3 separate regions of the Mus musculus genome follow, and all the other regions are linked to region 2. A link is a loop called in an ENCODE intact Hi-C map of the cell type or tissue named here. Cell type or tissue: left cerebral cortex. All regions are shown on one strand.

Region 1 (8,000 bases), 460 kb after region 2:
CTAATTTTTCAGAGGATAGAGGCCATTGAGGAACCCATACATTCTCCTCTGTAATCCAAGGTATGGGCATGGAACCCTCAACAGCTGATTCTAGAAAAAACCCAAGCCTTGTCTTCCTTTATTACCCTCTTGAGGAATAGGTTCAAGTCTACCCTGCTCTCTTTTCCCTAATCCCTTTCCCTCTTTATAGCCCATTTTCTTCATCATTTGAACAGCTTGTGGTGAGTACTCATTAGTCAAGGTTATTCCTAGTGCCTGTAAAATGTCTCTCCCCCAAAGATTAACTGGGAGTGGTAAGACATAGGGAGTAAACCTTCCCGTTTGACCTTCAGGTGCTTGCCAGCTCAGAGTGCGAGAGCTGATAGTGGGGCAGGACTGATAGCCTAACCCTTGCAAAGAATGTGATGATTGAGTAACGGGCCAAGATTTTGGCCACCAGTGGGAAGAGATGATACTTTTATCTGCTCCTGTATCTAGAATCCCTTTGAAGTGTTTCCCTTCTATAACTAACTCTAAAGTTGGCCTGGAATCAAGAGGCATTATTAAGTAAGCAGAATCATTTTCAGCAGAGCCAATTTCTCTAGCAGCTTGAAGGACACCAGGGGAGGGGGAGTAGCCATGTAGGCTTGGCAAGACTATTAGCTGAGCTATTTTATCTCCTTGTGCTATAGAAAAAACACCTTGAGGACAGGAACAAAGAACTTGAAGTTCCCCCTCATAGTCTTGATTTATGACTCCAGGGTGGATAATGAGGCCTTGTAAAGCCAAGGAGGCCTGGCCCAGTATTAGGCCAACACTTCTGGATGGCAGAGGCCCTTTGAAGTCAGTGGGAATGGGCTGCATCCCCATTGAGGGTGTCAGCATGAATCGAGTGATGGCACAGAGATCCACTCTTGCTGAGACTTCTGCAGCTCTGTGGACTGTAGTGTCCGCCTGTTGTGAGCTGGGATCCCATATGTTTTGGGGCCCTGGGACCTGGGGCCCAGAAACTCGTTTTTTGAATTGTCTTCACTTCTTTCTGCCTGAGGTCCAGACTGAATAAATCTGCCTCTGACGTCTTTAATTGAACGACACTCACTGGCTCGATGATAGCCTTTTCCACACCTGGTACATAGCCCTAGCACTTTTCCTTTTACGAGTGCCTGGCAGTCTCTTCTCATATGCCCTGGTTTGCCACAGTTATAGCAGACCCTGTTATTACTATTTGTATCTGAACGCCTTTGGCCCTGCAGGATGGCAGCCGCTAACCCTGCATTAGATAAGGGGCCTCCAAGCTCACGGCATACCCTTAACCAATCTTGCAGTCCTTTGCTCTTTCTAGGTGTAATTGTTGCTCTGCATTCTTGAGTGGCTTGCTCATAAATCAACTGTTCCACTAAAGGCATTGCCTGTTCAGAGTCTCCAAAAATTCTGTCTGCTGCCTCTGTCATTCTAGCTACAAAGTCTGAGAATGACTCCTGAGGATTTTGTATAATTTTTGTCAAGTATCTTCCAGACTCTCCCTTTTTGGAAAGTGCCTTCCACGCCTTAATGGCAGCAGTGGAGATTTGATTGTATGCTCCCCAATCATAATTCGTCTGATTATTAGCATATTGCCCTTGTCCTGTCAATAATTCAAATGTCCAATTTCTCTGATTGCCTTCAGTAGTGGCATTGACTTTGGCCTGTGTCTGAGAAGCATCATGCCACAACGCTTTCCACTCCATATATTGCCCCATATTAGGGAGTGCAGCCTTCACTGTTGTCTGCCAGTCTCCAGGGGTCATGGCTAAAGTAGCAAATCTTTCAATTTGGGAGATAGTGAAGTTGGCACTAACTCCATAATTGCGAACCGACTCAGCAAGTTCTTTTATCTGAGTATACTCCACGTGGGCGTGTACTCGCCCTCCATCTGCAGCTTCAAAGACAGGAAATGTCTGATATAATTTTTTCTTTTCCTCCTTTGAAAGAAAAGAATCAGAATAAAATTTCTCCACATAAGGTGGAGGTGTATTGAGACTAGAAGGCCCAGAGGTGGCCTGTTCTGTGTCTCCAGTAACTTTTAATTTTTTCTCTGATTTCTTCACTCGCCTTTCCTCTGGATGGTATCTTTCTTTTTTATAATGAGCTGCCTCATAATGCGACTCCTCTTCCTCAGAGGAGCTAAGCTCATCTGCTTTTAAACTATCAAGCTTCAAAGCCTCTAGTTCCTTTACCGGATAAAGGCTTTTCCTTTTCTGAACTTTCTCCTTTTCCTTTTTCTCTCCCTGAGGACTTATCCTCAAATTTTTCACTTCCTCTGACTCAAGGTCTCTGGAAGGGCTTTTTACTTTGTGCACATTTTCCTTTTTTGGAGCTCCTAACCTTTCACACCATTCCGTTTCTGCCATGCTGTCCTGTGCTTCTTCTAATATTGCCTGCCCTGTTATTATTGCTGGACGGCATCTCTCATCCTCCAGGCACGATCTCACCAGTTTCCATAATGGCATGGTCCCTGCCTTTAATTTCCCATTCTGTTGTTCCTTAGCTAAGTCTTCCCTTAATTTCTCCCAAGAGGAAAGAGTTAACGACCCTGAACACGCGTACCAAGGTGATATACGTTCTATTTCCTTAATGAACGTTTCTAAGGTTCTTGTAGAAACTTTTATCTCTCGCTGTTTTAAAACAGAGTGTAGAGCTGTAGTTACAGAATGTGAATTTCCCATACTGCTCCCTTATCTACGAGAGGCTTAAATATGAGACGAGCACTGCGGCTTATATACGTCCGTCTGATCGTGCTTCACAGCATTCAAAACTTTTTCTTTCAGCGCCACTTCTGGTGAGTGCAGGATCAAACCAGGAGAAATAGGGTTAACACAGCCAGCATGAGAACAAAAGGCTTTTAGTGCCACCTTCCAGTTAAGGGGAGGGATTAAGAAGGATCAGAGTTACTTACAAGGATTCAGCATGCTCTCGGAATTCCAAAATCCACCGTGGTTCTGAAATCTGCTCCGGTTGGTCGGAGGGTCTCCTCTAGGTGCCGCGTTGTTAAGGCGTTTTTTCCCGGGTTTCAGCACCAAGTATCCCGAGCTTATCCCCGTCCCGCGGGAAATAAACACAGGACACACCAGATTCTTCCACGGTTAACTTTTACTTCTATATCATATTGAGGTAGACAAAGAAAGCTCAGAAAGTGTGTGGCTTAAATACTTTTGGTGACGTGTCTAAACTAGGACTGGTAGCAACACCCATGATCCTCATGCACCCTGGGGATAGGTTAAAGCCCCCAGGGGTTGGGCAAAAGCCTCGGAGATGGACTGGTGACTTTGGCTGGCTGTGCTCTCGCAGCTGCGCACAAAGAGGTTTAGCACTATCTAGTGGCGGCACGTAGATTGCAGCCCTTTACAATGCTGGTCTCAAAACTGTCTGCAATGTCCCAGCTACAACCTTCATGTTTCTACTGATAGCAGGAGGAGCTGTTGCTGTTGGCAGGTGCAATTTCTCCCCTACTTTCTTTAGTTATATTTGAGTTACTAACAGTTCTTTTTTACAGAGAACCTGACCTTGAAAATCCCCTTACACAGTTCCCACTTGTCATCAAAAGGAGACTATCATTTTTAAAATTGGAGATTTATTTTCAAATTATCTATCTGTGTCTGTGTACATACATGTAAGGGGAGGTATCTTCAAAGGCCAGAGGAATATGTTATACTTGTCACAGATCATGTTACAGACATTTGTAAGACAACCATCATGGGCAGTGAGAACTGAACTCTGACCCTGTGCAAGAAGAGAGCAGTCTCTTAATTTCTGAGCTGCTGCTCTAGATTTCACTGTTTCCCACAACCCTTACCTGTTGGTCTCTGGCAGGCGGTCTCTGGAGAGTTATGAACTTGTTGGATATAGAAAGTGCTTTGCGCACGCCTTTAATCCTAGCACTTGGGAGGCAGAGGCAGGCAGATATCTGATTTAGAGGCCAGCCTGGTCTACAGAGTGAGTTCCAGGACAACCGGGGCTACACAGAGAAACCCTGTCTTGAAAAAAAAAAAAAACAATAACAAAAAACAAAACAAAAACCCAAACAAACAAAAAGAAATATTTAACAGAAAGGGGAATTTCTGCTGATTATTAATTAGTACAGAGTATGCTTTGAATCAAAATGTGATAATCACTATAGCAGACTTTCAAATCACTAATCATAGTTATATATATATATGTATATATATATATGTATATATATATATATATATATATTCATAGTTGATTCTATATTTTATCTTGTCTGAGATTACAGTAACATTCTTTTGTCATTTTTATTTCATTCACCTCATGATCCTGCAAATTTTTCCTCTCAAACTTACTCATCTGTGCAAAACACGTTTATATCAGTTAGGTACAAATAAGTGTTTACACTGGACCAAATCATAGATTAAATATTGTCTATAGCATTAAAACACTTTAAGACTTGATTTCGAAGGCAAATGGCTTCAGAATAGCAAACTCTGAAGGGCAGTATTATAATACACACTGAAAAATATATAAGACTCGGTATGGATAAATCAAGCTGAAGAAAACATGTAGCCTATTCAGCAAAGAGCAAGAGTGAGATTAAAAAAAAAGGTACATGTTCACCTGTGATCTTCACAGTCAGAGAAGATAAGAAGGTAAGGAAGTTTCAAGAAACCAGAGGATCTGAACTAGGATGGGAGTGGGCAGGTAAGAGAAGGGCTGGCCAGAATCATCTGGAGTTATTACTGAAGAAGATGAAGGATGATAGACATCACTGATATCAGTCAGATTGCAGGAAAAGAAAAAGCTCAGTGAAAGATGTACTAGAAGATTTAGTGTGATAAACTGATTTAAGTAATTGTGGGAATTAATTGGCAAGTCTGAAATCCAAAGGGCATGGAGTTGGGAAAGAAGGCTGAATGTCCAAGACAGGAGGTTAAGCTATTTTCCTCCAGTGAATGTGTTCATGTGTGTTCATTTGACTTCGTTTGAGTTCATTTGAGTTCATTGTGTGTGTGTATGCATGAAAGGGTGAATTGGGTGTGTGCATGCCTGTGGCATGTGTGCAAGTGTGTTATTTTCTTTGCATGCATGTTTGCCTATGTGTGTGACTGTATGTACATATGTGTATTTCTGTATAAATGTGTGTGGATCCACATGTGAGTATGTGTGTTTGAATGTGTTTGTGCATGTGTGTTCATATGTGTGTATGTGCATGAGTATGAATGTTTGCATCTCAGGGAGGCAGAGGAAAATCTTTTGTGTTGTTTTCTCAGAACTGTCCATATATATATTTTATTAAGATAGCACCCTCCCCAGGCTGAAATTGCTAATCAGCTTAGGCTGGCTCTCCAATGAGCCTCTCACTATATCTGCCTCTTCAGGACTAGCATTACAAACTCTTGTCACCACATTCAGCATTTGGGGTGTGTTCTGGAAATAGAACTTCATGCTTCTAGACAGTTTACTGCCTGAGCCCTCTCTGAGCTCCTAGGCAATATTTCTTTCAAGGAAGACTCAGCTCCATGTCATGCTTTTCTGATGATTTCAGACTTCCCACCCAGATTTTCCACATAACCTCCGTTAAATATTGTCAGCTGCTCATAGATTTTAATCTCATCTACAAAACCCTTTTACAGCAGCACTGAGATCAGTGATTCACTAGGTGACTGGGTGCAGTATTCTTGCCAAGCTAATACATGAAACTCACCCTCACAGTCATATATTACCTTGGCCCCATTGTCATTCTCCGCTTCAAATATATTCAGTTATACTTCTGAAAATGTGGCATCCTGCAGCATAAGAGTTTTGACTGTATTATTTACAACCATGTCACATAAGCTTGTCTAGCCCTGTGATATTGACACTGGTTATAGTGTCATGTAGCATATGATTAAGATGGAAGTATACTAATTCTTATGTAAACAAATTATAGCTCACTCTCTTATCCTTGATTTAAAATGTATGTAGTGAGGTCAGGGGAGGTGGCAGAGTTGATTGATGCACAAGCAGGAGACTGAGTTTTATCTTCCAAACTCCTATACAAAGGCAGACATAATAGCATGTGCTTAGAATCATAGCACTGGACAAGCAGATTTTTGGAGCTCACAAACCAGACACCCTAACTCAACCAGTGAGTCTCAGGCAAGTTAGGAGACCTTGCCTCAAGTCACAAGTTAGACTGTGGCCAAAAATGACACCTGATGTGGACTTTTGGTTTACACACACACACACACACACACACACACACACACACACACACACACTTCATCAATGAGGAAAAGTGGCTCCTGGGTTTGTCTATTATCTTGTTCAAATGCCAGGGTCTTTCTTATGCTATACACATTCTTATGATTCTTTTATGGCATAAAACCTATGTGCAACATGTGAATTTAGTGGCACCATATCTAGTTTGTATATTTACTGTCCTCCAGAGGTCCATGTCTTAAAGATTGAGCCCAAAGTAGCACCATTAGCAAGTGAATCCTTAGAATTTGGGCTGCTTAAGACTGAGGGACAACTTCTGCTGTCTTTTTGTCTGCTGGTGTGTTCATATGAATGCCTTGGCATACCTCTGAGATGAACTGTTCTGACATAGGCATAATGGGAATGGGTTTTTAGCTTCATGGACCAAAACTATTAGACTATATACACCTTCTATCTTTGCAAATTAACTATGTCAAGTGTTTCCATTATAGTGACATAAAACTGGCACAAGATGAGAACTTCATTCAACCCTTATAAAACATTATTTCACACAGGATTCCCTTTAAATGAGGTTACCTGTAAGCAAGAAATCCTGCCCACTTCTTGGTGAGTCCCTTGGCACTAGACTGATGTCTAGGTGTGGGAAGCCACATGTGCTGTTGCAGAGTGGTGCTGGCTACTGCTGGCCACCATGCATAAGTTTGGACAAACAACCAATGTGTACATATGCAGTAAAGTTTTTTGCCAAGACACTGCCTGGCCCGGACATGATAATGAGGTTCTGAGAGTACCACCAATCAGATGTGAGACGTGCAAATGAGGTATGATAATGAGGTTCTGGGAGTATAACCAATCAGATGTGAGACATGCAAATGAGTTATGATAATGAGGTTCTGTGAGGTACTGAGAGAGAGTAACCAATCAGATGAGGAACATGCAAATGAGGTATAGTGCATAACCAATCCGGGTGTGAGACATGCCTCTCTAGGCCTATATAAGCAGCACCAATTCTGGGCTTGGGGTCTCTTTGCCTCTGTAATCAAGCTCTCCCAATAAACGTGTGCAGAAGGATTCTGTTGCAGCATCTTACTTGCTGGTCGAGTCCAGCGCGCAAGATCTAGGTTTTCAGCAGAGTCACACATCTCAGGCTAGGGAAGAAAAGGATGACTCAGTTTCTTACGTAGTACCAGGAAAAACTTATATCTGGTCTTTTTGTGGATATGGTGGGGAATATATGCCCCAGTGTACAGATCTCTATTCTTGTTTCAGGCCCTGATCTCCAAACACAGTTTCTAACCTATCCCAGAGTTCTCATGTGGCTGAAGGGACTTTGTCCAACTTGAAGATAATGAGCATGGCTCTGGAAAACCTTACCCTTTTCTGTCTACCTGGATAAAAACTGGTTAGATTACAATCCTGAAGCTAGCCCCCAAGGGCTATTTCCTCCTTCTGAGGGTGACTACCAAAGTCTAGCTATCAATGTACTAATAGCCATCAATGAAAAACCTCCTTTGGCTCATATAGTTAACATGCCCAATTAAAATGAAACACCTCATCTGTACATGGGGTTTCTTTCCCTTGTACCTTTATAAACTGTCACTTTCCTATGTACCACATCTCTCTTCTCTCTATTCAGAAGTCCATTGTCTGACCCCTCCCTTCCCTGAATAAATTCTCAGTATCCCTTTCCTTTACCCATTTTCTCTACTCTCCTTTGTTCTCTTTCCCTCCTCCATCTTCTATCTCCTGTCTTTGTCTCTTATTCCGTGGCTTCTGTCCTTTGGGGTATGTAAATCTCCTTTGGGCTCCACACTTGGTTTTGGGGG
Region 2 (8,000 bases):
CTTCCTTTGATGTGGAAAAATCCTATAGACTCTAACTTGATGTAAATTTCACATAGAAGACATCATTACTGGTTCCTCTTTTGTTAACATTTGACACGTTTCTGGCAGCTTCACACTAAATGCACAATAAGTTGATCTATGGCAAAGCAAGCAAGTCAGCAGACTTATGCTAGAACCTAAATAAACAAGACCTCTAATGCAGAGCCCCGAGGAAGCAATCAAAATGCATCTTCTCTATTATAGATGTAAAGCTTTTAAAAGCCAACAATGGGCTCACACATGACCCTCACACCCACTTGTTTCTACTCATCCTCCAGCCCCTTCCTGTTAAAAATAGTTTTTAAACGTTTTTCTTTTATGCCAGCGTACCATCTTGGCTCCTTTGGGACCCACAGCAGCAATCATCCTGTAGTACTTGTGGAAGCAATGTGCCAATAGCAACCAAGGATAGGTGCAGATAGGGAAAGTCAAAAGTGGAGAGCGATCCTATCTCTAAATGGCTAAACCGGAAATCCCAATGAGATCAATACTAGTCAATTACACATCCCTACAGTTGAAATTGAACCCCATAATTGAAGCTTCCTTTGACTCTCTCCTGCGAAGTGAGGAAAAAGGTATTAGGCACTAGCATAGGTCATTGCTGAGTTCTCCATGGGAAAATCCCATTTCCTAAGGCTTCTTTCTCTCTTCCAACCCCTTTAAGCATCACTTTAGCATCATTGTTTGAAAACCTGATTTAAATGCCAATACTGGCCCCTAATTTGGGAGGAAAAGAAAGAGAAGTGATAAGTGGTTAGGGATGCTGGGATGCATGGACAGGAAAGAGAGAGAGAGAGAGAGAGAGAGAGAGAGAGAGAGAGAGAGAGACAGAGAGAGAGAGACAGAGAGAGAAACAGAAGACAGAGAGAGACAGAGAGAGAGACAGAAGACAGAGAGAGACAGGGAGAGAGACAGAAGACAGAGAGAGACAGAGAGACAGAGAGAGGGAGAGGGAGGGTCGGGGCGGGAGGGGAGGAGAGAAGGATGGAGAGGAAGGGGAGAGGTAGACGGAGGGAGGCAGGCCGGCAGACAGATAGATTGGATCTTTTCTCTTTACTTTCCCAGCAAGTAGCCTAAGCGAGTCACAGGAGCGTCTGTGGGGGGACGCGGGAGCAACCAAGGACCGCCCAGGGCACTCTGATAGGCGAGCTCGCTTCTAGGCAGGGGGCGGTGCCGCTCAGAATGTGCGGATAAGGAGCTGTCCTTCACCCTGGTGCTGAATCTAGCTCTTGCGCCGGAACAAAGTACTTTAGACTATTGGTGGAGCTGTGCGCAAGATCTGAACCTTTAAGAAAGGCAATCTTTAAGAGAAGGCAAGCAAGAAAGGCAAGCACAGAAAGGGACAGTTGCAGGAACTGTCGACTGCAGCTCGGAGCTCCGAGGAAGCTCTGCTACGGTTTCAGTGGAGGATCTGAGAAGCAAAATGGAGTGAAGGAGAAGAGTGTCTGTTTAAGGGGGGGTGGGAGGGGGCGAGGCTGTGCGAAGGAGTGGAAACAGAGAGTGAGAAAAGAAAAGAAAGAAAAGCCAAGGCTGGTGCCTATGAATTTGGGATTCAACTGGAAGAATCGCTCACTCGGGGGAAATGGATTCTGTACCAAGACTGACCAGCATTTTGACTTTGGTGCTGTCTGGCTTGTGGCACGTTGGATTAACAGCGACAAATTGTGAGTACTCAGAGCTGGGGGAGGGAAGATGAGGTGGGATCGATGCTCTTTGGAATAACTATCCACTTTCTGACCATATATGCCCTGGGTAGAAGGAAAGATGAAGGGGGAAACTGTAACCACCACTCCAACTATTTCAAAAGTTATCAGAACTGTAAGGAGCTTGCTCTGCTGCCTGCATTGCTTGCCCTTCTTTTGTAATCATAAAGTTCCCTTAGCTCCATGGTTCTTAATCTCAGCCAGGGATGCACGGCCATGAGCAAGCCTCTAGGGGCAGAGAACCTTCAGAGTCAAGGAACTCTGTAATAGCAGCAACTGCATCTCCCACCGATCTGAAAAGTGCCCCAAACAACTCAACCCCCACCTCCACCCTAAGTACTGAGCTCTCTTCACTGCCTTTGGCATAAGGTTCCAATTGGGGCATTTTATAACCAATGAACACCCATGTAAAGGGTTTGGGAGTTTGGGCCTAAGAATTGTAGTCCAAATGTAGTTACTACAGGAGATCAATGGTTCCCTATTACAAGGCAGAGGAGGGAGAGCTCCAGAACACACTCCACCCTCCAAATTCTGGTGCCTGAGAAGGAATAGGGAGTATGCATCGCACTGTCCACGTTTCGACCCGAGCAAGCATATAACAGTTATTTAATTGGCAGTAATTTTTGACTCTCATAGATCTGCCCCTTGTACTACATATTTAAAGAATCCAGTTTGTGAAACTTGAACACAAATAGCTAAACCTATGAGAGGTTCAAGCTCAATTGCTCAGTTGCTTCTTTAGGCAGAAGGAGGGAAATTTTGCCTTCTTTGGGAACTCCCAAATGAGAAAAAATGCAATTAAGCCATCTGTGTTCTTTGCAAGGGTGGCTTACCACAGACTCTCAAGTTTATGCGTTTGTTCCCTCATCTTCTTTTCCTACACTGAAGCTCAGAAATATTATCCAGACTTGACCAATATTGTTTTACTTGTATTATTTTTTTTATTTGTATTATCATTTCTTTATTTGTATTATCATTTTCAGGTGGAAAAAGATAAGAAGACTTACTATAGACGATCCTTTTGCCTTATTACTTAATTCTTAGAGGATCTTGTCCCAGAATTTGCATTATAGAGTGCAGACAGGTGAATAGATGTTCAAAGTAGAGTCAGTGTTTCTGTTATCCAAAGATTGGAAAGCTTACAATTGTTAGGCTTCCCTGTCCATTGTGTTTTGATAAGTGAATAAATTATTTTAGAGGATATATTGAGGGAGATTACATTCAGGTAAATGGAATTTTCTCTTCTGCTTTCTCAAACTTCCTTTCTCCCCCCACCCCCACCCCCGACTTTCTTCTCCCCCCTTTGCCCTTTTCTCATTGAAATTATCCCCATGGTGCCCAAGGGAAAGACCCAAGAGCCTTAGACAGGAAGTAAACTTTGCTACTGAGCTAGTTTCTCTACCTTCTCGAACACTAGAGGTCAGTGCTGCCCAGTTAATGTAGAGGCGTGGCTCTGAATTGTGTTTTCCCTGTAGCACATTCCTTTAGCTGAAGAGCATGAATACTTTGAAGATCCTATAGGTGAGAGTGAGGAATACTGATGAAATGGGTAGAGTGCTCAGCGTGACTTAGGCTTCTTCAAGTATCACCCTTCTTGAAATTCTTTCTTGGAGCTATATTTTCTGTAAATTAATTTGACTATGGTTAATGTATTTTAATTATGTACATGAAACTAAATGACATGGGTTTAAGACTTCAATCTGTCATATCCACAATAGTTACAAAGCCTGTTCTGGGTATTTAAAGAGAAAGTTGGTGATAATGGTCTTCAGAATTTCCCAAGTGGTCATTGCATTCCCCATTTACAAGTAACACAGTCACTGAGTGAGTGAAGCTGGCTAAGTATTCTAGAGACAGTTTTCTTCAGGAATAGCAGTGAGAGTTTATTGTACTGTAAAAACTGGATACATTCAGTAAACAATAGGTTGGCAGCTGGTTCTGAAATCTATGCATATTAGTGGTCTTCAGAGCCTATAAGGCAAAACTTCTCAATGCAATCATGAGTATTTCCCAGTTTCTCTAAGCTATTGTGCAGTTTTTGTGTAGATATTGGATTTGCTAGTAATATATAATATGTTCACATTTGCATATATTCTTTGATGACCTAGATATTTCCTTTCCAAGAGTTTCCTTTTAATTTAAGAGAATTATTCTTTTTAAAAATTATTTCCCCTACATGTTAAGGAGTAATATCTGCCTTCAAAACAGATCGTGTGACCAAGTTCTTCCATGGGGGACAGTTATGGGTATTAAGTTATAGGTGTGAGGTTTCTTAAAAAATAGCTTGCTTGTCTCCTCTTTTTTGTAATCACTCTTTATTGCTGTTGCTATACTCTGTAGTGTGTAAGTATCTATTTGTATATGTTTGGTTTTCTCATACACCCTTTCACACATAGTCCTTTCTACTTACCAAAGTACAAATTGTGTAAGTTTCTTATTAAGCACTATGTAAACAAAATCAGGCTAGAAAGAATGCCAGCATAATACAGATATTCCATTTCTATGGTAAGAATCTAATTACCTACCAGTAATAAAAACCTCTGGAAATTCTCGCATTCTTGATTTTCAGGATATTAAACAGCTAGAGTGTTTCCATTGGGTATATATATTCTAAGAGGACTGTTTAAGTTTGAATATAGATATAGGTCAATGTAAAAATTTTTAAAGTATTATACATTCACCTTCTTTGACATGAGAAGCTATGGTATGACTTGGGAATTTGGGCAAATGTGTCTAGAATCAGTATCTAAGAAGTTCTAGAAACTAGGATGCCTCAGACCAGAGGGGTCAAGTGTCTATCTAATTACTGTCCTTTCCAGCCTGCCAGTAAAATGTAGCCAGCAAGTAAGATATGTGTTTACTCCAAATTGAACAGCAGCTAAATATCTTAATAATGCTATTCTTCTAAGATTAAACAAGTTTAATTTTTATCATGACAAAGTAGGGTATCTAGAAAGCAGGAGAACTAATTATGACACGCATATAAATGTATTGTTAATTTCATTTTAAAAAGAAACATAATACATGATGTAATTTTTAATTTAAAAAAACCTTTAATTTTTCTGAAAAAAGAACAAGAACTAAGTACCTCTTGGAAGTTTGATGCTTATTATTAGAGTCACAGAGACATGTTACTATGATAAGAATATAATAAGCTCTATTCTAGATTTTTCTCACATGCTGTTTTAAAAAGTCTGTGAGAATGCTGATCATGACAGTAAAGAGATATCAGACTTTTAATAGCAACTTCATGTTGATCATTAAAGGTAAAAAAAAAAGTTGCTTTCCATTTCCTTCACTTAACTCCTATATCTAAAAGAGATTAACATTTTGCAACTATAAAATATAAATTAAGAACTAGAGTAGAGATTTTTTTAAGAACAGGACTTATGATAATAATGTCTACTGGAGCAACTCTACTCTCACCTGTGTTTTCCTAGTTAAGGAACAACCACCTTCCCAGTTGTAGTCTTCCTTTGTCTCTGCTCATCTGTCCGGTTGGCTTCAGTTTTCTTTGAGTGAACCACTTTAATTTCCTGTATCCATTTAAAATAAAATGATATGATTCAATGAATTTCTAAATATTTTGTTGTCACCTCAATGTCTTCCAGCTGAAAACACACACCGTGGTGAACTATGACCTGTGTGTGGTAATTACTCAGAACAGATAAGAAGGTGGAGAATGGAGAGTTACCTAATAAGGCAGAAGACAATGGTGTTTTAAAATTTTGAGAAGTTGCACTGTTCCAATTTGGAAACAATACTGACATTTATATCCCCAAAGGAAATAATTTCATTCATTAAAACACTAGTGCCTTTGTCTGGTGAGCTTGTAAAGATTACACACTGACCCCAGGAACCTTGGTGTCTGGAGTAAAAGACTGGGTTTAATGAAAAAGACAATGTTTACTTGTAATGTTTTGTCATTGTTACCTAGAGATGCTACTTCCTGGTTATTTCATTTATGTGTGTTTGAGATTAACAAGCTTCAAAGTTGAGAAACAATGATATTCAGGATAAAAGTTTAATGTGATTTTAATTCCTACTAGTAGACATGCAGAATATACCCCCAGGTTACACACTTTAGAAGGCAAAGTAGAATAAGTGATCCAGTTCATATGAATAAATTTCAATTGAGTAGATCTTAACCATGTCCCAAATTTAATAGTCTAAGCAAATGAGAAAAATGTAAATCCCAACCTACATCCATTTTTAAACACAAATATCTTTACAACAAACTGTCTCCCAATGCATGACAGTAGGTAGTTTGTATAACATCCACAGGAATTTGGCACGGGTTCTCTAAGTTCAGCCTCATAACCTTAGCCTTGGAGAAGGACATGAGCTAGCAGTTTTCCATAAACTCAACTCTAGAGTCATTCCTAAAAAAAGAAAATGAAAAAAAAAAAAAAAAGAAGAAGAAACTCACACCAAGATTTGAAGCATAGCTGTAAATATCACATTGTTCAAAGAAAAGCAACTTTCTATCTGGGCTTGTACCCTGGGCTGAGGATTTACTCTCGTTCATATCTTTAATTAAAAACTTGAGAAGGGATGGAGAAAATCTTAAGAAGAAATTTAGAATATAGTGCTGTGTATACACAAGCACAGGGCACTGCCACAAAGGGCACTTCTATAGACATTATATTCCATAAGTCTGACAATGTCAGACCATAGTTATGCTTAGGTAGTGCTATGAAGTCCTGTTATGTGTGGTATGGTGAAACTCATCTGTCTTTACATAATCATCTAATCCTCATCTACAGTATCCCTCCTAACAAAATACAGAGCTCTACTTTTTACAAGCAAAAAATACTGTCTCATATCTCTTGGATTTATTTGTATGTGTTGTTTATTAATTTGGTCTACAGTACCATTTTCTCTTAAAAAAAAGTTTCCTTGTAGTCTTTCAATCTACATACAGCAACCCCCCAACCTACACACACATTCTAATGCAGGATGTACTGGAAGTGTCTTGGGGACAGGGAAAAGAAAACTGGAGATGGTAAGAATCAGAAATGTTGTGTATATATGAAATTGTCACAGAAAAATATATTTTTGAATATTCTGTCTCAGTAAAGTGACAATTTCTATAATTCCTTTTTCTTCAACTAAGATTCATTACCTCTTTGTCATGTTTTATTTGCACTACTGCACCCAAAACCTAAAAGACTGAGCAAGTTGATGAATGAGCGAATGATTTAATGATTTTCTAGCAAGAGCTTTCAGGCTTAAACTCAGAATTTTCTACTTTGTATTGGCAGAGACTTGCATTTAAGATGTGTTAACTTTGTGCTGTTATTTTAACAACTATTACTTATGACTGTTGTGGAAATTCAACAACAATAGCATCCAACTATGGTCTTGAAGAATGTAGAACTGAAGCTAAGGGTTGGAAAAACTCAGCAGACTAATAGGGGTGTGCTGCTGATTAATATAGAGAAGGAGGAGAAAGTAAAGAAGTAGAAGTCAATTGTAAAGTTAAATAGAAGTTCAGACTGGCTTAAAGAATGTGGGATCTGCAGCATGAACTTCCTTCTGGATTTCTTTCAGAGCAGGTCTAACTTAGGCAGCATGAAAGCATTTGTATCCTGAAGTAAAAAAGAAGGCAAAAAAAAAAAAAAAATAGAAAAGAAAAGAAAAGCAGAAGTGGATGCTCACAGTCAACTATTGGATGGATCACAGGGCCCCCAATGGAGGAGCTAGAGAAAGTATCCAAGGAGCTAAAGAGATCTGCAACCCTATAGGTGGAACAACATTATGAACTAACCAGTACCCCAGAGCTCTTAACTCTAGCTGCATATGTATCAAAAGATGGCCTAGTCGGCCATCACTGGAAAGAGAGGCCCATTGGTCAGGCAAACTTTATATGCCCCAGTACAAGGGAACGCCAGGGCCACAAAATGGGAATGGGTGGGAAGGGGAGTTGGGGGGAGGGTGTGGGGGACTTTTGGGATAGCATTGGAAATGTAATTGAGGAAAATACGTAATAAAAAAAATTTAAAAAAAGAAAAGAACAACAAATAAACAGCTTGTTAGTTACCTGACTTTTCTACAAGATTGAGCTCATTTGATTGACTTTCTTTATGCTATGTTAATGAAAGTTTTATCTAAAATCTTAAAAATATGTGTTCCCCTTGCTATAAGAAATTTCTCTCATTGCTTTAGGTTTGATATAAAGGAGCATTTGGATTCTATTCAATGAAATTTAGTGCTGGATTATAGAAAAGCCTTTTTAATGGAAAACTCACTTCATTT
Region 3 (8,000 bases), 440 kb after region 2:
TAGTGAGTGCCAGGAGGCTGCTTGTCTTTACCACCTAGAGGTAAGATTACAGACACATATGACCATGTCTTGACTTTTTATATAGTTTCTCGGACCTAACCTCAGGATCTCATACTTGCTTAATCAGTGACAGACCTATCTCCCTGGCACCAGTTTTCAAGTGTTAGGATACTTTCTGAGTTATCATATTTTTTCTTTTTATGCTTATTGATTTTCTTCCCCTTCCATATCCAATGCTTTCTTTGAAATCTTGATCATCTACTGAAACTCTTGTGCACTCTGATTTCATACAGAGTAAATATGGCAGTGTGTCTGCCATATTCATCAAGTCAGACACTAACTGTGTTACCTCATCTGGGCTTTGAATCATCCAGAAAATTGATATATTTAAATTGAAAAAGTATGCATTAAGAAGTCACATTTGTCAAGAACATTTACAACAATTGGCAGAGGGGGATGTTGCACATGATGTCTGTGTGTTCTCCATTTATCATGAGTGCATATGGAGGTCAGAGGTTGACAAAGCACATCTTGCTTTACAATTTCCACCTTGTAGATAGAGTCAGAGTTTCTCATTTGACTCTAAAGTGAGTGTGTTTTGTTTTCTAGCTAATCAGCTTGCCTTGGAGACTTCCTTTCTCTGCTTCCTGGGTATAAAAGTCACAAGTGTTCTGTCTTGCTTGCCTGGAATATTGCATGTGTGCTAGGGATACAAACTCTATCCCTTATACTTATGCAGCCAGTGCTTTACCACTGAACCATCTTTTCCATCCTACCATGACTGTTTTAGATATATTATTTTGGTTGTGACTACCAATATCCACATACAATGTTAGTTCCCTTTTATATCTATATGACATTTACTTTCTGTGTTTGGTTCTAAAATAATCAGTTTGTGCTACTTGATAGAGCAAAGAAAAGAAACAGCATTTAACAGGAACTGATTAAAGCATCTGGAAACCATGCTCATGAATCAGTCTTTTCACTTGATCTTAGCCAAAAGGCTTAAAAGCAGTGAAACAGCCTCTTCAAATAAGCAAATTATAAGACTTACCTATAAGTCTCCTATCAAGTAAGTGTGTTGAGATGATCTTTTCTAGTCTCAGTACACTGGTCCTAAATACACAGTGCTATAAGAAAGCTCTGCATGTTCTCACTCAGTTTGTTCCTTATTCTAGAATTATTAGACTTTTCCATTTCTCAAATGTTCTTTTCATTGTGAGAAATACAACAGTGATTCTTTTAGTGACCATAGACAAATGACTTTGAGCCCTATATTTTCAATGTTAGGTTGAGTTTATTAACACTAGTGCAAGGACTATGGGAAACTTATTAAAAATGTTTTTAAATGACTAGTATTTCTGACAGCTTACACCAAACCTTTTTCTCCATATACAGCTGGACTTGAGAATGTTGTCCTAAAATCATTATAATTTGTGTAGCATAAGAAAAAAATGTTATTTTAGGGTGTTTTTATATTGATAGAACTGTATAGTATGTATGTTTTCATGTTGATGTTTGTACAAATGCATGTGTGTGGACCTCTGGATGTAGATGCCAGAGGATATCCTTAGCTGTTGTTCTTCAGGAATCATCCATTTTAGTTTTGAAACAGGTTCTCTCATAGGTCAGGAACTCAACAAGTAGGCTAGACTAGATAGCCAATGAGTATAAGGGATTTGACTGTCCCTAACTCCTTAACTCTGTCTGGCATTAGCAGCATGCAAAATCATGTACACAGATTCTGTGGGATTGAGCTCAGGCCCTCATATTTGTAAGACAAGCATTTTTCTAATTAAACTATTTTTCCAGTAGCTATGAGTCGTAGTTCTCATAGCAGTGTATGTATTTTATCTTCTGCTGTTCCACTTCTTCTTTATGAGATGTTCCTGATAGCATAGGCTAGGATTTAAAGAAAAAAATGGAGACTATCCCTTGAGGTGGGGTCACTAGCCATGACCTTATCTACAGAAAAACCAGCGCTTTACTTTATAAATCACTTACAAAATCACAAAATAGTATTAAGATAGATAAAAACTTTCCCAACAATAAAATTTCATATGGATATATGTGTGTCATCAGAAGTTGGCTTTAGTATATGGTAAAGAAAGCCTTAAATAAAAAAAAATTAAAATAGTTTAAATTTACACCTTAAAGATTCACCAAAAAATCAGGTAGCAGAGGTTAAATAATAACTGACCATAAAAATTTATTAACCTGCTCTTGGAAATATGCCACTAGACTTGGATGATTTTTGTGCTTTACTGTGCCAAATGTCAATGATGATATTGCTTCATGAAACACATCTTCTAAGAGTTGTAATACTTGTTTCTTTATATATAAAAACCTTTGTTTGAGAGCTGCAAAATACACTCAGATTCAAACTGGCTCTGTGTTTGTTTCAGTTTGTCACCAATGAATCCTTACTGATCTAGCCTTTGAGGACCCTCGTCCCAGGGACCCCCATATCCGACTGGCGTGGTCTGTGGCAAGTGTTTGTTCCGATGTAAAGTTATAACCATTCTGCATTTTGTGCCACAATAAATATTTAGCTATTCTCTAGAATATTCCTACCTCCATTCTTGTATCTGTGCAAAAGAATTTAAGGTTTTACTTAAAGGTGTAATTCAATTCTGAGTTCTCTACGACTCAGCATGTCTGAATGGTTTTCAAATCATTTAACTGTGGCAGTAATAGGACTTTAGCATATCCATTTCCTGTTGCTCCTGTTTTTGCTTGCCTGTCTGTTTCAACCATCTTGGCTTGATTGCTTTGCATTTCCTCCCATTAGGTGTTTCCCCAACTACTGTGAACATGGAGGACACTGTACTCAAACCTGGACAAACTTCTACTGCAACTGCAGTAATACTGGTTACACAGGAGCCACCTGTCATGATTGTGAGTACACAAAATGTGCCTACAGTATGTAGATACAACTCCAGGAATGCAGTGTGGGGACCCTGGCTACTCACCACATTGTGAGCACTGTCTATACCTTTAGCATAAATTATCAAATAGGATACAATATTCCAAATACTGAATGGTGCAGAGGAAAAGAATAGACACAAGCCATATCTTTATGAAATTTATGAGAACAGGGTAAACAAAGTGAGGTCAGATATATGGTAAATTAAAAGAGAAAAATGATGCTATAATTACACAGGGGAGCTTTGCAAGATGGCAATGTCTTCATTACTTGAGTTGTACTGTTGCAACAAGTAGCTCATATATCAATGGTCCAAGTGACAAGTGGCTTGATGTCTGTCTTAGTTATTTTCCTACCACAATGATAAAATACTATGACCAAAGCAACTTAAGAGAGAAAAGATTTATTTGGGTTTACAGTTCCAGAAAGATACTAGCTATTCTAAAGGAAGAAGGCATGGCAACCAGTGGGGAAGGCATGGTAGAAAGAACAGAAATCCTGACATCACTTTGTATTCACACTCAGGAAACAGACTATACTAGAAAATCGAATAAAGCTCTATAGCTTCCAGTCCTGTCCCCAGTTACCAATTTATTCCAATGAGGTTACACCATCTAAAAGTTCTGAAATTTTCCAAACAGCACCACAAGCCAGAGACCAAATGTTCAAACATGAACTTATGGAAGACAGTTCACATTCAAACTACAACATAGCTATACCACAAAGTCCCTCACACATTTTCAGGCCTTCTTTCTCATTATCTTAATAAATGGTAGCGGTATCTTCTGAATATTGCTATGGCCAAGAGAAGGAAAATACAGGAAGGAAATACATGATAAGGGTACAGGCTTGTATTTTATTCAAAGGCTTCTACTGAAAATATGAATGAGTAATATTTCTGCTCACATTTGCCTGATCAGATACTACCCTACTGTCTTCTTCAATAGAAGGAATAATATGTCAGACCATGAGAAGAGAGGCTAAAAATCTTAAATATTGATTGTAAGTATTCGTGACTACATGTCAGTGGTGGGCATTTGGAAAATTTTAGATTGAAGGCCTAGGCTGATTGTGTTCAAGATATAGAAGAAAAATAGAAAGAAGAATTCAGAGTATGGAGGAAGTGTATATACTAGTGAGTATAACATTGTCCTGTGGAGAAACTGTAAAGAACCCATGCGCTAGAATGGAGCACTAATGACAGAGTCAGGAGACAAGAGAACAGGACTGGGCTGATATATGTGAAAGGAGAAATATCCATTTTCTTGTGGTTGGCATAATTTCATCCTTGTTTAGGGTTGAAAATAATTTTTTTCATGTGTATGACTACATTTTTTTATCTATTCCTCTTCTGGCAGTGCCCTGGGAAGGTTCCATGACGTAGCTACTGTGAAATGAGCTAAAGCAATACTGATGTGCAAGTGTTTATGGGATACTGACTTGGAGTTCTTTCGATAGCCTTCCATCCCCCGGGGTGATTTGGCTAATATATCTTGTTGGTCTAGTATTCAGTTTTCCAGGCATTTTTTTTTTCATTTGTGAGTCCTAGATTGTATTAGATGAATTAAGTCATATATACAGAAGACATGAAGTTAGAAGTGAATCTGTGTGGGAAAGAGGTGTAATGATGGGAGGCATAATGAGATTTGGAGCAGAATGATCAAAGATATATGGCATGGTCCACAAGATGTGGACTCTTTTTGTGCTATGTATATGGGTGTGTATATATGTATGCATATGTCCTAATTTGTACTGGTATGTATAGAGGATAGAAGCTGAATTCAGTTGTCAGTTTTATCTTTGCTTAGTTGTTTTTTTTTTTTTTTTTTTCTGAGATGCAGCTTCTCCCCTATCCTGGAGCTCACTGTTTCTGATGAGCTGGTGAGCAAGGCCCCAGGATAGTCACTACCTATCACCTAGCTCTGAGACTGCAGGTGCAAAACACTCTTACTTACCTTTTACATAAGTTCTAAGGACAAATTTAGACTCTCATGCTTATGCACAGCAAATTCCAACTTAGCAATCTTCTCATCATCATGAGTTGCATTATTTACAGGATTAGTCCTCAGAAATGGCAGAAGGTCAAGAAACAAATTGATTTGAAAGGTCTTACTTCATACTTCTAAGTGTCTGAAAGACTTAAGACAGTGTATACTTCACAGTTCTTTTCTCTGACTTTATTTTCACTTTTCTGTTGGAATCACTTAATAGATAAAACTACTTACCATGTCTTTCTGCTAAATGCTTGGATATCAAAATGGAAGTTAATATTTGTACTCTTGGAGTTAGTATTTTTCATTTGCTTTGTTTAAATTGTTTAAATTTGACTGCTAGGACCATAGAATGACTGTTCTTCATTTACTGACAAACTGCCTTGTATATCTGATAATTAATATTTTGATTCCCTGAAACAAAGAAGGATTTTTACTGAATTATATTCTGACTACACTCAGGAACAGCTCCAGTTGACTTTATATCTTAGACCAGACAAAGTCAGTGCATGCCTAGCTCATCCCCAGCTGCATGAACAAACTCACTTCTCTATATTTTTCTTTGTTTCATCCTGCTTTTCTCCAAGCTCTTTAAAAATCCACCTATTTATCCATCAATTGACATCCATTAATATAAGAGGTGATACTGTCCCCAGAAAAAAAGTAATTTGGAGATCAATTCAGAGAAGTTGTCACCCTGATGATCACCTCTTATATTAAATACTATTTATCCTGAATTTGTCCCCTGGGACACATATCTGGAAAGCATCAGGAAAGTGATTCCTGTAAGTTGTTCTCTAGTCTATGATGATTTACACACACACACACACACACACACACACACACACACACACACACACACACACACAAATACATACACATGCACATGCACAGTCATGTAGGAACAGCACCCTAAGCCCTCCCACATGCAGATAAGGCAGCTCCAAGCTCTCAGACCAAGCTAATGGCAAGTACCTGCTGCCAGACCCTGACCCATCCCCAAACTGTATATAAGAATCCTATCCAGAAGGAATAAAGGTGTGTGAGAACTACTTTGTTATCTGAGAGCTCCTCTCATCAGAGCTGTAACACTGCCACTTGGGAAGAGGTCTGCTGTTCCGAAAGGCCACCAAAAGTTCCTCCACACTCCTCCCCTGCTAGTCAGCTTCTCATTGACTCAGCCCAGTCAGACTCAGCATTAAGTAACCCCACCTATTGTGCCCCTCTAGTTTTCCTGCATATCAGTGTGCTTTCAATCAGGTGAGCTGCTGCTCACTCTGCTCACAGTTCTATCATATACAAATTGATTACTTCTGTTTTGGTGCTTAGGCTAAGTTCTTGGAACTTCTTTGTGTTGCCAGAAGACCAAGCTCCAAGCAATTTACCCTTTGTATGTTATTTCTTCTTTCAGAGTCAGAAAACAGATGCCCTCTGTAAATTTCAGGCTAGCCTGGTATACAGAGCAACTTCCAGGACAGCCAGGGCTACACAGATAAACTCTGTCTTCAAAACTCTATTAATTAATGAATTAATGAATGTGTTATATTTATTTACCTGTTTACTTACTTGGTGTGTGTATGTCTCTGTGTATGCAAGCACATACATGAGTGCATGTGTATGTATTTGTGAGTGTGTGTGAGTGTGTGCATGCATGTGTGTGTGCATGTGTGTATGTGTGAGAGAGAGAGAGACAGAGAGAGAGAGAGAGAGAGAGAGAGAGAGAGAGAGAGAGAGAGTGTAAATCATCATAGACTAGAGAACAACTTACAGGAATCACTTTCCTGATACTTTCCAGATATGTGTCCCAGGGGACAAATTCAGGTCATCATGCTTGACCAACCAAGCATTACTAGTAGTCAATATATCCTGCTGATTCTCTCTTCTTACTCTTTTCCTTCTCCTCTTCAAATCTCTTCTGAAACCTCCATTATTGTTTTCCCAGGAACAGAGCTCTCATCCCAGCAACTGAACCTGATGCTGTCTGCAGTATCACAATCTCACTTGTGTTTTTCAGCACCTATCAAAGATCAAATATCTACTATGTAATGGACATTAGATCAGTGCTGGGGGAGATAGAGAGATGGGTTACTTAGTAAATAGCTTTCAGTACAGGCATAAGAACCTGAATTCGATGTTCAGCACTCTGTAAAAATTAAGGGTGATATGTGATGTTATGACAGGATCACTTGGGCTTACAGGCTTGTTAGTCTAGATAAATCAGTGAGATAAGAGAGATATGTCTCAAAAATATGAAAAAAAACTATAATAGACAGCAATGTTGAGTCCCTATACATGCACACCTACCAACAAGATACACACACATATATACACAGGCATATACACATTCTCTCTCTCTCTCTCTCTCTCTCTCTCTCTCTCTCTCTCTCTCTCTCTCTCTCTCTCATCACATATTGGAATACATTGGAATACATACATGCTCATGCACAGACACAGATACACATACATACACATGAACAAACTTCTTCTCTTCTGCTTCTTTCTTCTTTTCTTATTGTCCCTTCATCTTTCTCTCCTCTTCATCATTCCCTTTCTTGTCCCTCTTCTTCCTTTCTTTCTCCTCTTTCCTCTTCTATTTCTTCCCCCTCATCTTTCTTTCATATTGTCCTTTCTTTCTCCGTTTCTTTCTCTTTTTTCTCTTCCTTCTTGTCTATATGAAGTTGAGAGCTATCTCTTATTAACATGGAATTTAAAGAACGTTAATCTCAATAAGAACCTCATCTTATAATATTAATATATGAGTTAAGCCTATGATAAAGATATGAAAGATAGTTTGTAATATATTTTTTGTCAGAGTTACTTACTATGTGCAATTGTCTAAATGTGACAGAGACCTGTTTCCATAAAGAGGAACTAGCAAAGCTACTCTGCTGTGTGATGACTGTTAACTGTGAAGACCAGACAGCTTGATATGTTCCTAGTCAATATATGCTTATTGACTATCCAAAGCAAGAAATACTCCATCAGACTTGAGAGAATAAAGCTGACACCCTTTTGTAAAGCTGAAAAGGGACCTGAGGTGCTTTGTTAGGATGTCAGCAAGCTACACTGTGAAGAGACTAAAG

What was found. Peaks named below come from ENCODE experiments on the same cell type or tissue, not always from the same donor. Only the 100,000 strongest peaks of a DNase experiment are listed, where the experiment ranks them.
Region 1: a loop joins it to region 2, with 3 times the contacts of the local background. A loop is called at or near these places in 2 of 42 quality-filtered maps.
Region 3: a loop joins it to region 2, with 2.2 times the contacts of the local background. A loop is called at or near these places in 4 of 42 quality-filtered maps.

What each region holds. Positions count from the first base shown.
Region 1 is chr1:100,228,776-100,236,775 of GRCm38, forward strand. All of the region lies in intron 11 of Cntnap5b (contactin associated protein-like 5B), which reads left to right. Among named protein-coding and RNA genes, the nearest start is that of Gm41923, 20 kb to the right of the region's middle. In left cerebral cortex, a CTCF peak has its summit at 3,353; a DNase peak (open chromatin) is centred at 3,354.
Region 2 is chr1:99,771,144-99,779,143 of GRCm38, forward strand. It overlaps Cntnap5b (contactin associated protein-like 5B), which reads left to right and starts at 1,258. Exons shown (of 24, transcript NM_172851.3): 1 at 1,258-1,703. The coding sequence starts at 1,622. It overlaps Gm51641 (a long non-coding RNA gene), which reads right to left. Exons shown (of 3, transcript XR_003947954.1): 2 at 5,169-5,278. In left cerebral cortex, CTCF peaks have their summits at 1,222, 1,946 and 3,157 (motif pointing right); DNase peaks (open chromatin) are centred at 121, 1,249, 1,655, 1,929 and 2 more places; H3K4me3 peaks cover 2,613 bases.
Region 3 is chr1:100,210,876-100,218,875 of GRCm38, forward strand. Cntnap5b (contactin associated protein-like 5B) reads left to right here. Exons shown (of 24, transcript NM_172851.3): 11 at 2,792-2,898. Among named protein-coding and RNA genes, the nearest start is that of Gm41923, 38 kb to the right of the region's middle. In left cerebral cortex, no CTCF peak of the experiment used is centred here; no DNase peak of the experiment used is centred here.